2 separate regions of the Homo sapiens genome follow, and region 1 is linked to region 2. Evidence: chromatin contacts called from ENCODE Hi-C or POLR2A ChIA-PET data. All regions are on one chromosome and are shown on one strand. Each heading gives the region's core, a stretch centred on a gene start or an enhancer-like site at or near the end of the contact. The rest is flanking DNA. Distances are from core to core; before and after follow the strand shown.

Region 1 (6,533 bases), core at 2,944-5,443, 33 kb after region 2:
TCTCTGTATACTAATCATTTTTCCCATTGTCATGGGATCTGAAATAAGAATATCTTGTGAACATCCATGTAAAGTAATTGTCTGAAATGTTATAATAAATTTGCTTTTAAAAGGCAATTTCAAGTAGGTTATAGGAATGATAGGAAAATCTTTTTTAAACTTCCTGTTTTTATTCACTCCTTCTTTCAATGAGTATTTAATTGTGCTATTATTCGCTGTCAAGCAACATGCCAGGCGCTGGGTACACAAGAATAAAAAGCCCCAATCTCTGCTCTTAAGGAACTCCCCTGAAGAGATGGATCATATATTGCATATGAGCAATAAATACAGAGATGCAGGTGCTCACCAGGCTGATGAGAATCCCTCAATGTACTTGACAGAATCAGATAGAGTTTCTAAAAGAAGTATTGGATGAGCTAACTCCTGCATTCCAGGTGAACAGAGAAGGTGCATAATGGGAAAGGCACTGAAGTAAAAAGCCCCAGCGCCGTTCAGGTGACTATTGGGGTTCAGATGATGCAGAAGAGGGTGGTGGAGACTTTGTTGGCAAATTCATCCAACAAATATTTGCTGAGTACCTATTATATGAATGGTATCATTGAATATACAAGACACAGATGCTGTCCTTGGAAAGCTTAGGACTTAGAAGGGGAAATAAGATGCACACACAAACAACTAATGCAAGATACCTGTTATGGATTGAATGTTTATGCTTCCCTCAAATTCATATGTTGAAGCCCTAACCCCCAGTGTGGCTGTATTTGGAGACGGAGGCTCTAAGGAAGTAAATAAAATTAATTGAGGCCATAAAGTTGGGGCTCTGATCCCATAGGATTAGTGTCCTTGTAAGAAGAGGCACCAGAGAGTGCTCCCTACCCCACACCCCAAACTGAGCATGCACTGAGGAAAGTGAGAAGGTGACTCTCTGCAAGTCAGGAAGAGAGCCTCACCAGACACCGAACTGGCTGGAACCTTGTTCTTGGACTACCAGCTTCCAGATGTGAGAAAATTAACCCCCGTTGTTTAACTCATCCAGTCTGTGGTATTTTGTTATAGCAGCCTGAGCTGACTAATACCAATAGCCATGATGTGACACAGGGGGAAGGAACAAAGTAGCACTGAACTCAGAGGAGTGGAGATATCTGCTGCCTCAGGGAGCCAGAACCAACTTGCAGGTGTTTAGGTGAACTTGATAGTAGGAGAACATTCCAGCTATTGGAAGTGTCCTGGGCTAGCTGGTAGCATGAAAACTCACAGCTTTCACTTGTCTGGAGGATCTGGCATGTGTGATGCAGAAGCATGCAGGACACACTGAGGTCATGTTGTGAAGGGCTTTGAAAGTCAAGATGAAGACTCTGGGCTTCCTTGAGGAGGCATGAGGGCACATTGGTGGTTTTAAACAAGCAGAGTTTCATTTAGCACTATTCCTTGGGCTGAGTAACCTGGAGGTCCCTGGAAAGGCTCAACCCTAGAAGTGATTGCAGCAACGCAGGTGAGGATGCAGTGTAGGGCAACAGAGGTGGCATGTGGCAAGAGAGATCCAGGAGGTCAGATCAACTACATTTGGCAACTTTTGGATTTGGACCAGAGAAAGGTGGAAAATAAATGTTAATAATAAGAGAGTTGAAAACAAGGTAAGCTCATAAAATCAACTTGCTGACTTGTCAATTTGTAGATCACTTACTCCTAGAGTAGTCCACGTGAAACTTAGGCTGAATGGTCGGCACCAGGCAAAGACTTCACTTCCTTCTGTTATGCCTGGCTGTTGTCCAGTCTGGAACCTGAGTGATGAGGCTACTAAAAGTGAGCATGCAACCAGGAGTAGAATGAGCTCTAGGGCAAGGGTGATGTTTTCCTTCTTGATTATTTCAGCCTGAAGTGGGACCAAGCAGTTGAAAAGTACCACTGCCTCTCAGAGAGATGGAAGCCAAGAGAGTGGATCTGGAAGTCCAAGTGCTTAGAGGAACACTCTTGTGATGGAGACAGAAAAAGACAGCAGAAGATCTGGGAACAGCCTGCATTTAGAATGTTAGAGAAGGAAGGAGAAACATAAGAGGAGACTAAAGTCTTTAGAATAATTGGGCTACAAACCAGGATAATGTTCAGGGACCATTGGAGGAAGGACCCAATGGAGGAGGGAATTTCAGGAAAGAATCATGGTCAGTTGTGCCAATGACTGCAAATTATAGGAAATGAGGAAAGGAAAAATATTACATTTATGATGAGACTCAGCAGCCCCATTCCTGGAGAAGAGAATAAACAGCTCTCTGTACTGGACAGCTGAATTCTCCCCTTGCTGAGGAAGAGGTTCGAACAGACAAGCCCCCAGGGCCCCTTGGCTGAGCCCACACACTTTGGTCTCTCATACTCTGATGGGACTTTTTTCTTACCTGGATTGCAATGAAAGGTGTGCACAGGAGGTACAGTGAGCAAATCCGTACTCAGAGAAAATGCTAGAGTTGTCGCAGCCCATTTCAAAGACCTTGAGTGTTCACTGCATTGCCTCCCAAACTTTAACATGCATAGGGAGAATCCAGTTTATGATTTAGGGGATCTGGGGCAAGGTCTGAGAATCCTCATGCCTCGCAAGCTTCCAGCAGCTGCTGCTATACCTGCTCACTCAACTGCACTTGAAATCACAAAAGTCTAGAGCACAGCAACTAACTGGTGGTCCTGGCACCACTTGCTTCATCCAAATGTGTTTCTTTGACCAGCATAATCTTCTAAAAAATTAGATTTACTTGAAAACATCTAAAAATGTGCAGATTTCACGTTTTAATAATTCCAAATTCTGTCTTCTCTTGAAACCCTCAGGAGATGTGGCCATCCTGCCCTTACATGCTGGAACACAGCAAGTGCTGGAGCTGACCTGTGGCTGCCCATTTTAGACAGTTTCAATGCCCTCCAGCCTGCCCAAGTCCTCATGCCCAGGCCCACTGCACACCCCCATTGACACTGTCTCCTGGCCCATGCAACCCCAGAGTTTTCCACTTCTCATCTAGAGCCAGCCCCTCACTCAACAGAGGAGAAATGAACCCTAGAGAGGGCATGGGATGAGCGGGTGCTGCCACTGTTAAAAGCAGCACTGTGTTTCTGCACCCCAGGGTTTGTGCTCAGTAACTGTTTACTGAATGACCAAATACCCTTTTCCATTATTGTGCTAGGGTCAACAGCTGATGCTGGTGTCCACCCACGGTGCCCCCCTACCCTGGCCACAGCACACCCCCCTTTATCGATCTCCTTGATTAATAAACAGTCCATGTCAGAGAACAGGAGCCTAAATCACACATCTCTTTGTGCCTTTCTCCAGATTTCTTCTTTTGTTTCTTGGGGAGAGGCTGAGGCAAGTCAACTCACAAAAATGTGCTTCCACTGAATGGGATCCTGGAGTTTATCTAATAGGCAGGTTGGGAAAAATGAAAACGCTAATTACTTCAGGGAAAGATGGAAAATGAGTCAGCTGATTGGGCCACCAGGCAGCCAGTAGGAGCTGATTTTTTTTTTTTTTAAAGAGGATAATGACTTATTCTAGGGGATTTCAGTTGTGCACACACAACAAAAATAATTCCAAGTGTCTGCTAGCAAAATCCCACGCTGCCGAACATCGCGTTTGAAAATTAATGTGACAAGCTGGAGGCCTATTTGCCCCAAGATCAGAAGACAATGAAAGCTTCCTCCCCAGGAAGTTTCTCAGGGTAGAACCAGAAATCCGGAACTGGAGAACCCAGAGGGCAACGCCCCACCGGAGCCAGTGGACGGGAATCAGCTGGGACGCCATGCTGCCCTCCTTTGTCTGGGTGATCAGGCCCAGCCTCCCGAGTTACTGATGATCCATATGGAAGCTGGTGGGGCTGCACATTAATTGCCTTGTTCAACCCATCATTAAAATGATACGTCTCGCCTTCGGGAGCTGTGCTGGCTGGCGGCGAGTTGGGCACACCTCCTGGGTAGAGAGGTCTCCCAACAGGGCCCTACACACGCTTCTTTCTGAAGAGTTGCACGGTGATTTGGGGTTCATGCTGGTGCCATTGGACTCTAGGAACCAAGGACCCCAGGGCCCTTGCTCCCACTCTCCTTTCTAGCGGGCAATGGAATTAATGAACCCCGGGCAGCCCTGGATGCAGGGCACACTCGGTCCTTTACAGCTCTTTGTCTGCAGCCAGGCTCTTGTCTTTCAGAGCTGGCTGCCGCCCCGTCTCTGGAGCTGATGCAGCAGCCAGATAATGAACAGTATATCAGCGGAGGCGGCGGAGGGGGGCGACGGGGAGAGAGGCGAGCGCCCGAGCGAGTTGGACTGACTTATTATTCCTTCACTCTCAAACAAAACAAAATCATTGGCCTGCCAGGGTCATTAAGGACCCCGGGGTTGTCATAGAAACGACCTTTGGGGCCTGGTGGTTGTTAATGCATGAGTGACTGCCTGCATTGTGTGTGTGGGGAGAGGTCAGAGTTTTGTTGGTGGCTTAAGAAAGAAAGAAAGAGAGTGAGGAAGAAAGAGAGCCAGCACAAAGCCCAGGATTGGGCGGCTGACATTCAGAAGGAAGGTTGTCCGCCGTGGCATTGATTAGCTGTCTGGGATGGTGAAAGTCCTGTGCCCGGCACATAGTAGGTGCTCAGTAAATGTCTGCAAAGGTGAATGGACACGTTTCTCTGGTTAAAAATGCCCTCCTATGCCCACTCTGAATTCCACCTCCCCGTAACCCGGAAGCCACTCTGCCAATGCTCTCCCTGAGAGTGCTTAGACAGGTAATGCTCCATCATTGTTCCAGCCGAGAGTAACAAACTCACAAGTTTCAGGAGGCACTTCTATGCCTTCAACTTGGACAGGACAATTTTCATGGTTCCCAGGGACCCAGGAGGAACTCGTTGGGGTGGGTGGGCAGGGGCTTTTACAGAGGAGAAATATAGGACAACAGGGCCTCCTCTGTCAGCCTTGGATTTACAGATGCGCCTTCAACCCACTTTCTAACCAGGGCACTCTGTCCCCTGCCAGGAGACACTGAGCACCACCCGTGAGACGGAGCTCCCCCTACTGGCTGGTGTTCAGAGAGCTCAATCTCCAGGGGTTGACTCTCTCCAGCTTGTCGGGTTTCAGAACCAGCCCTGCTACTAACTCTCTGTGTGTCCTCTTGCAAGTCCTCCTTCCTCAGTTTCCTCACCTGGAACATTAGACATGGTCCAGATGACATCTACAGCCCATCCCAAGCCTTCTGTTCTGATGCCTCTGGGTGGGGGTGGGGGGTGGGGGGGGTGTCTTTTCTGAATTTAGGATTTTACTTTCCAGGTTGGAAGAAAACATTCTAGCCACCTTTTGGGGGTGATTATAGAACCATTTGATCTCTGAGATGTCTAAACCTGGTTGCCTTCTCTGGTGTCACCATAGAAGTGAGGAGGCCCGGGCCTTTCAAGATCCTCTAACACTGTACTGCTTATGTTAACTGTAACACCATGTCCCCTGATAGCCTCTTGAAGTCTCCTTGTCACATTTGGAGGCCAATCCCAGGACCTGCCCACTGGAGACACACTCACTTAGCATTTACTACTAGAGTAGCTTCTTCTTAAAAATAGTTTCAGGAATCTGTCTGAAACCTTACCTGGCAGATTCTCAGATCTTTGCTCAAGCAAACCAGACTATCACTCACAGAATCCCTTCTTCAGCTCATGGACCCCAGAACACAATGGCTGCAAAACCCAGGTCTCTGATGTGGGCCCAGAACGAACAAACACCTCATCTCAGTGAATCGCAAATGCCTGCATTGCACATCTGTGCTCTTTTGCAAGGACTTTGCTGGGATTCGTGATGAGCACACCTATTACAGAATCTGGAGTGAGAGTGCCCAGTACAGCGGGGGTGGGGGGGTCCCTTGTGGGCAAAGGACCATCACATTCATCTACAGCACTGAGCCTGGTTCCTGCCCTGGAGTAGCAATAAGATATTGGAGTGAATGTTTGGTTCCAGTCTTTCATTTAATTCTTATAAAAAGGCAAGCAGCTACATCCCCCACAGAGCAGATGAGGTATCAGACAGGAGGAAGTGTGACTTGTCCAAGGTCACAGGAGGAGCAACTTTAGAAGCCGGACCCACAAGCTCCAGTCTGTTATGGCTCCGCCCACAGTGCTGCCGAAGCTGTCACCTGCGTGAGTACCAGAGAGTAAGAAGCGAAGAATCTTGTTATTTATGCTCATGTTGCATAAAATGTTATGCTCAGATAGAGTCAGTTTACCTTTGTTTTTGTTTTTAAAATCTGCACAACTGATTTGCATAACTGTCAGGGCCATGGCCTGGCACCTGTTCCCCTGTGTGTACAACAGAAAGGAGACTTTTGCCTACAGTCGAGCATGTTTTACTTCCTTTCTCATTAGTTGCAGAAAGAGAGAGGACTGTGCCCAGCTTGGACTCCAGTTCAAATCCCACTAAAACATGCTGAATCCTCTGTTTGGCATAAAACACGCTGAATCCTCTGTTTGGCATAAAACACCCAACTCAGATTGTTGACATATATTCTCTTTTCAACAAACTGCATCTTCTCAAA
Region 2 (6,730 bases), core at 2,211-4,710:
CTTGTAGATCAGGCTGGTCTGGAACTCCTGACCTCAAGTGATCCACCTGCCTCAGCCTCCCAAAGTGCTGGGATTACAGGTGTGAGCCACCACGCCCAGCATCTACTTTCTATTTCTAAATTTGATAGTCTAAGTCCCTCATGTAAGTGGACATGTACAATATTTGTCTTTTTGGACTTATGCTACTTAGCACAACATCCTCAAGGTTCATCTGTTTTATAGCACATGTTGGAATTTCCATCCCTTTTAAGGTTGAATAGTGTTTCATTGGGTGTGTATAGACCACATTTTGTTTATTGATTCATCTGTAAGGGGACACTTGGGTTGCTTCCACCTTTTGGCTGTTGTGACTAATGCTGCTATAAACATGGGGGGTACAAATAGATGTTCAAGTCCCTGCTTTCCTCTCTTTTGGCTGTATACCCAGAAGGGGCATTGCTGGGTCATAGGGGACTCTATGCTTTTGTTTTTGAGGGATCACTATACAGTTTTTAACAGCAGCTGCACTATTTTACATTCCCACCAGCAGTCCACAAGGGTCCCAGTTTCTCCACATCCTCACCAACACTTGTTATTTTCTGCTTGTTTCTTGTTGTTTTTAGTCGCCATTCAATGGGTGTGAAGGGGTATCTCACTGTGGTTTCAATTTGCACTTCCCTAATGATTCGTGATGTTGAGTATGTTTGTATGTTCTTATTGGCCATTGCTATATCTTCTTTGGAGAAATGCCTATTCAAGTCCTTTGCCCATTTTTTAGTGGACTTGGTTTTATTATTGCTGTGGTTTAGTTGTTACCCATGTCCTATTTCAACATCAGATGAACCACTCAACCATCTTCCCACTGGTAACAGAAATGTGTGAATGAGCATGTGTAGCAATGGGTAGAAAACAAGCATTTATGAAACACTTATTTAATCCTCACAATAATTTCATGAAGAGCTATGATGCTTATACATGGGAAAGCTGAGGTTCAAAGAGATTAAGCAGCTTGCCTAAGGTCACGCAGCTGGTACGCAGGAGAAAGGTGTTTGGATCTTAGCCCTCACCATAGCCTATCTCTAAGATGATGCCACTCTGTCTCCCAGGCTGCCTCTCTGAAGAAGCCCAGGCTCCTAAAACAGAGCAGGAGGACAGCCACAGCAATGTCGAATCCATTATTGTAATCTGCACCAAAGAGACATCCCTAGGTGAATGATGTCACCAGAAGGTTCGGACCAAGGCCCACCATTAATCTCATGGTTACAAACAATATAGGAAGATTATGCTGGCCTCCAGCCCAGTTAAGTGGACATTTGGATTTTTTCCAAAGCAAATGTGGATACTGTAAATACAGGTCAGCTGGTTTGCAGGAAATCAGCATCTAGACGAAGACGTGTCTAGCAAGAATTTCCAAAAGTCCTACTGCAAAGAGCCTGGGTCACAGGGTGGCCGCTTGGAGTACGTCTGTCACTTATAAACTGCTGTTTTTCATGCATTCACTTGTAACATACTTGCTGAGGGACTCCTGGGTGCCTGGCTGTTTGCTGGGCTTGGGTTCAGGTGTGAATCCTGGAGGTAGAGAGGGGCAGGGAATTATGATCCTGGCAACCTTCTCTTCTCCAGAACAGTCCACCTTCAAACAGAAAATTGACATGCAGAGAGGTGGGATCCTTACCTGCAGTCACACAGCAAGTGGAAAAGCTGGGAAGACATCCCAAGTCGCTATTAAGTCACTTGACTGCCCTACATCCCAATATTGTTGTTGTTTAAACTACTGAATTTTCTAAATTGCTTCCCTTTCTCGGAAAGGGTACAGCAATCCTTTGCCACAATGTATGTCCTAATTTTGGTTTCTAGACATAAAGTAAATGTAGATATGACTCTATTTATTTCCCTGGGGAGCACATAGTTAGAGGTTAACCCTTCTTCCCAGGGAAAATTAGAGAACAACACAAGAAGGTAATAAATGTGAGTGCTCATGGCATGGTTTGATTAAGTATCTCATGAGTGGGACAGACAATGAGTCCTTTTAATCGACTTCTGCTCAGGGTCTAGGAGAAGGATTGTCCTCTTTCATTAACGCAAACCCACAAGGGCTGCAACTTCACTCCAGGCACTTTACAGGGACTGGATCAAGTGGTCCTGGAAGGGGGCCCCAAGTTTCCCCTTCTCCTTGGGGGTGGGTGTTGCCATACCAGGCTGGTTCTAGGGGTGCTGCTCTCCTGATAGAATTGGCCAGGGATAGATTTCATATTTCCTTGTTGATACCCTTAGCAGAGTTGAGATAGGATTCACTTGCTTAAACACCAAGGGAATAGGGGAGTAAACATAGAAAGATCTAGAAGTAGTGTTTCAGGCCAGGGGCTTTGCCCACCATTGCTGGCTCACCCCTAGATCTCTGCCCAAACTTCATGCCAGAAGAGTTGGTTGCTGACCCAGGGCTCCCAGACTAGGATTTGGGAATCCTGGCTTTGGGGCTTTGGGGCTTCTCCTGGACTAGGATTTGGGAACCCTGGCTTTGGGGCTTCTTCTTGGTAAGAGATGTCATTTGGCCACTCTATGCAGATGATAAATTCCTCGTTTCTTTAGCATAGAAACTAAATCTTAATCAAGTATACAGCAAGTATAAATGCTTGGGAAATCTTAGGGAAGGAAAGAAGGAAGGAAGTAAGCAAGGAAGGAAGGAAGGGATGGAGAAAGGGAGGGGGGAAGAGAGGAAAGTGTATCAGTGCATTCTCACTTTTCTATAAAGAAATGCCTGAGACTGGGTACTTTATAAGGAAAAGAGGTTTAATTGGCTCATGACTCCACAGGCCGTACAGAAAGCATGATGCTGGCATATGCTCAGCTTCTTGAGGAAAAGCCTCAGGAAACTTACAATCACGGTAGAAGGCAAAGAAAAAGCAGGCACCTCTTACATGGTGGTAGCAGGAGCAAGCTAGAGAGAGAGAACAGGGATGTGTCCCACACTTTTAAACAACCAGATCTCAATATCAAGAGAATAGCACCAAGGGGATGGTACTAAACCAGTCATGAGAAATCCTTCTCCATGATCCAATCATCTCCCATCAGGCCCCATGCACAACACTGGAGATTATGATTCGACATGAGATTTGGGTGGGGACACAGATCCAAACCATATCCGAAGTAAAGGGGGAACAAAATAAAGAAAAAAAGAAGGAAAGGAAATAAGAAAGGTAGGTAGTGAGAGAGAGAGGAAGGAAGGGATAAACACAGAGGAAAAGAAAAAAGAAGGAAAGAAAGAAGGAAGGAAGCAAAAAAGAAAGGGAGGAAGAAATAAGGAAGGACAAATAGAAAACTTTCTTTTTAACAAAAGCCATGAGATTCATCTGGTTTTTCTGCATTTGTTGGGAGTGGCAGATATTTTTGTCAGTAAAGCCTGGTATATATAACTGGTAGTCACTTAATGTTTGCTGAGAGAATGGATGACTGTTATGGAGATTTCTGATTTGTTTACTTAAGGGGAGTTCTCCTTATGGAATCATAATGGCCACGATTAGTAAGATCAAGAGGAATATGCAGACTAAGGCTTTGATTTTAAATCACAAGGAAATACACAAGCACATGATAAAATTTTCATATTAGCAGGCCAGTTTGAACTCAACGTAGCCAAGCTATTCTCAATGCCACCTGTGTTTAGTGTGACTTCGAGGTCACAGCCAGTCCAAGATCATTTCTCTGAGTCAAGCTCTTATATCACCAGTGAAAGGGCTCTTGTCTGAACGCAGCTCATGACTCACCTCTTAACTTTCAAACTGAGAGCATGAAAATTCTCAAATGAGCTAGAGGAGGTTATCTAGGGATAGTCAGAGAGAGGGAAGAAAAGGAGTGCCTATCTAGTTGCTGATGGAAACAGACTGATTAATCCAGATACAAAAAAGACATTTCCTTAAACATTTCTGAATTCAGAATTGTTTGCTATCAATTAAAATGTTGAGATGATCTCTTTTTTTCTAAGTGGTGGCTTCACCCTCTCCTGAACCATTTCCCTTCCAGAAAATCAAGACCTTCTACCACATTCACTCCGCCTCCCAGTTCATGATTCAGAAAATGAAGTTTGAAAAAGCACCTAAAAATGGAAGAGGAGTGAGGAGCTCTGCAGGGTGAGGCCCAACATCTCGCCACATTAACCCTGCGAACTCAGCCCCAGTAAACGAGGCTGGGAGCCATTAATGCCTAATGATGTTGCATTGTCTTCCAATAACAAACCATCTCACCAGTTGGTTTTATAGAGGACCAGCTGTTGTTAATTGGGGAAGATGAGCATGAAATGGCAGCTTTCACACCTGACCAAGAGAGAGCTGCAGCATCAGGGGGCAGGCTGAGCCTCTCCTGCATGCAGGGGGGCTGCTTAGATCTGCCTTGGTGAAGGGGAGATGCAGACAGTACCCTGGGGTTCCCGCTCCTCTCACATCCTTAGGGGGCAGAAAGAATAGGAGAGCTCAAGTTCCTTTAGCATCTCACCATCTCCTTCCCAAGCCCAGTGACATCCCACATACCATGCTGTGGCATCTTTGTGTACCTGTGGGAGTCCCTCTAGCAAAGTGAGGGGCAACTCAAAGCTAGGGGCCCAACATTGCACCCCGAGAGCCTGGCCCAGAATCTGACATAGTCCAGACTCTGCAGAGGAGGCATGGCCAGGTTCTTTACCACTGACCCTAGTCTCTGCTCCCTGGACACAGGTGACTGGCCCAGGAATAGACAGCAGTTTATAGGCTACCAACAACCAGTGACATGAGGGCCTGGCTCTCACATAGGAGCTGGGTCGATCACATTTTCTCCCTTGGCATTTCATCAAAGAGACACAAAAAGAGATGGTCACCTAGCAGTAGGCTCAAATCAAAGGGAGTAGGGACCACATCTGTGATATAGAGAGGTTAGGGCAGCCATGGAAGGAGTCAGGATTAAGCCAGCTGGTCCATAGGGACAGGAAACTGGTGTGCACACTTGAGAAGGGACAGAGGTGTCAGAGGGAGACTTCAAGAAAGTTCCCGATCAGGATATGATTTAAAGCATGTTGGATCTGGGAGCCACAGACTGCCTCAGTGGGGTCACATCCTTGGTCTTCCAGGAGCGCTCACTTTGCCGTATGATAAATCCACCAAAGGAGTCAGCCCCTGTTCTTTGTATTCCAGAGCTCCGTGTCTAGAAAAATTGCTCCAAAGAGCCATCCCTCAAGATTGGCAAAGAGACATAGGCACTGTCTGGTGAAAGGCAGGTCCTGAGGTTTTGCCATGAAAGCCGAAGGAGCTGGGAACTCTCACGTGTGGAATAGCAATGGTGTGCACGTAAACTTGGAGTCACGGGTGGTCTTCCTAACACACCTGGAAGCATGTTAGTTACATTATCCCCATTTCTCAGATGGGAAACTGAGGCTCTGTAATGTCGAGCATCCTGCTCATCTTCAGTGAATGGCAGACTTGAAGCAAGTCCGTGTGACTCCCCTCCAGTTCTCTTTTGATAGCACTGCACTGTTGCTGCTGGCATTTGAGAACCACTGCAGGCTCTCTGCTGGCGCGCAGAGCCAGGGAGCTCAGTCAAGCGGCCTTGACTCCTGCAGACTGAGAAAAGGACAGGCCTCGCTCCTCACCTGTTTGCCTTTATTCTCAGCATTGCTGCGAAAGACGGGAATGCGGAACATTAAAACATGTACTGTAAATAAACCAAATTAAAGTAAAATTGACTCATTTAGCAACCAGCCTCCGATCTTGCATTAGAAGCAATTGAAGAGATTTCACAGATTTTAGTAACCAGATAAGATTATTATATAAACAGACTTCTGCATTGAATGATGAGCCATATCTTGAGGAGAATATTTGAAATCAATAGCAATACAGGCTGAGAATTAAGTAATGTGGTTAAGCACTTTTGAATGATGCCATTTTTAAGAGCTGATTAGAAATAAATATGCCAATTGCAGCAGAGCTGATAGCTGGAATCAAGTGATGATTAATCAATTTGGGCCTGAGAGCCAGGGAGGCCATCTTGGGGAGAATGTTGCCAGCCCTGCACTCCAGCTTGCTGGAAAGGGGTTGAGAATGCTCTGGGGCCTGATGCAGCAGGCTCGGGGCTGTACAGAGGCCAATGGTGGCCCCGAGAAGGTCTGAGAAAGATGTTAGAGTCCTCGTGCAGAAGCCTAGCTCTGCCCACCTGGTGCTGGCCACCACGGTGTTTGGGAAGGTGCCTGAGAGCCGGCACAGGATTAGCTGTAAGCTGCTTAAGCTGCTCACGCAGGGTGAGCCTGCAGCAGAGAGGAAGTTATGGTTGGGGACACTGGTGACCCTGGGATTGCGTTTCGAATGCCCAATTACCACTCGACTGGAAAATGATTGGTCTTTTGGCGGCCCTGTAATCATCTCTCACCTGGACAATTGCACCAGCTTCCTGATGGGTCCCCACATGAACCGTGAGCCTGGCGGATGCATTCCACACATAGTCACCATGGTGATCTTTCTAAAGCATTGCTCAGATCTTGTCACTCACCTTGTAGAAACCCAGTGCTGCCTCCCCTGCACCTTAGGTCAATTCCAGATACCTTAGCTTAGGGTTCAAGGCCCCCTCATGGCCCAGTCATCTCTAGTTGCCTCATTTTTTCCTTTCTCCCATTCCTGCCCTATGATCGCGTCAAACAGAAGGTTTTATCAGTGCCCAGGAATCCCCTGTTCTTTGAGTGTTGTCTCTGCTCCTGCTGGGCCCTGCCTACTTCCCTGTCTACAGAAGCCCCAGCCCC

Evidence for each region. A loop is a pair of places that touch in the nucleus more often than their neighbours do. ChIA-PET counts read pairs that join two places held with the same protein, here RNA polymerase II (POLR2A).
Region 1: a loop to region 2 is called in a map of IMR-90, with 4 times the contacts of the local background. The contact joins two enhancer-like sites. A Hi-C loop is called at or near these places in 1 of 168 maps with a recorded cell type or tissue (IMR-90) and 1 of 37 single-sample maps with no recorded cell type. POLR2A ChIA-PET finds 5 or more read pairs at or near these places in 1 of 52 experiments (SK-N-SH).

The regions. Positions count from the first base shown.
Region 1 is chr10:78,652,727-78,659,259 of GRCh38, forward strand. The region is part of intron 3 of LOC105378379 (a long non-coding RNA gene); the gene reads right to left. Among named protein-coding and RNA genes, the nearest start is that of LINC00595, 390 kb to the left of the region's middle. Within about 2 kb of position 4,194, at least 4 of the 41 ENCODE cell types and tissues checked have a DNase peak (open chromatin) inside an H3K27ac peak, as active enhancers do.
Region 2 is chr10:78,620,356-78,627,085 of GRCh38, forward strand. No RefSeq gene overlaps it. Among named protein-coding and RNA genes, the nearest start is that of LINC00595, 360 kb to the left of the region's middle. Within about 2 kb of position 3,461, at least 3 of the 41 ENCODE cell types and tissues checked have a DNase peak (open chromatin) inside an H3K27ac peak, as active enhancers do.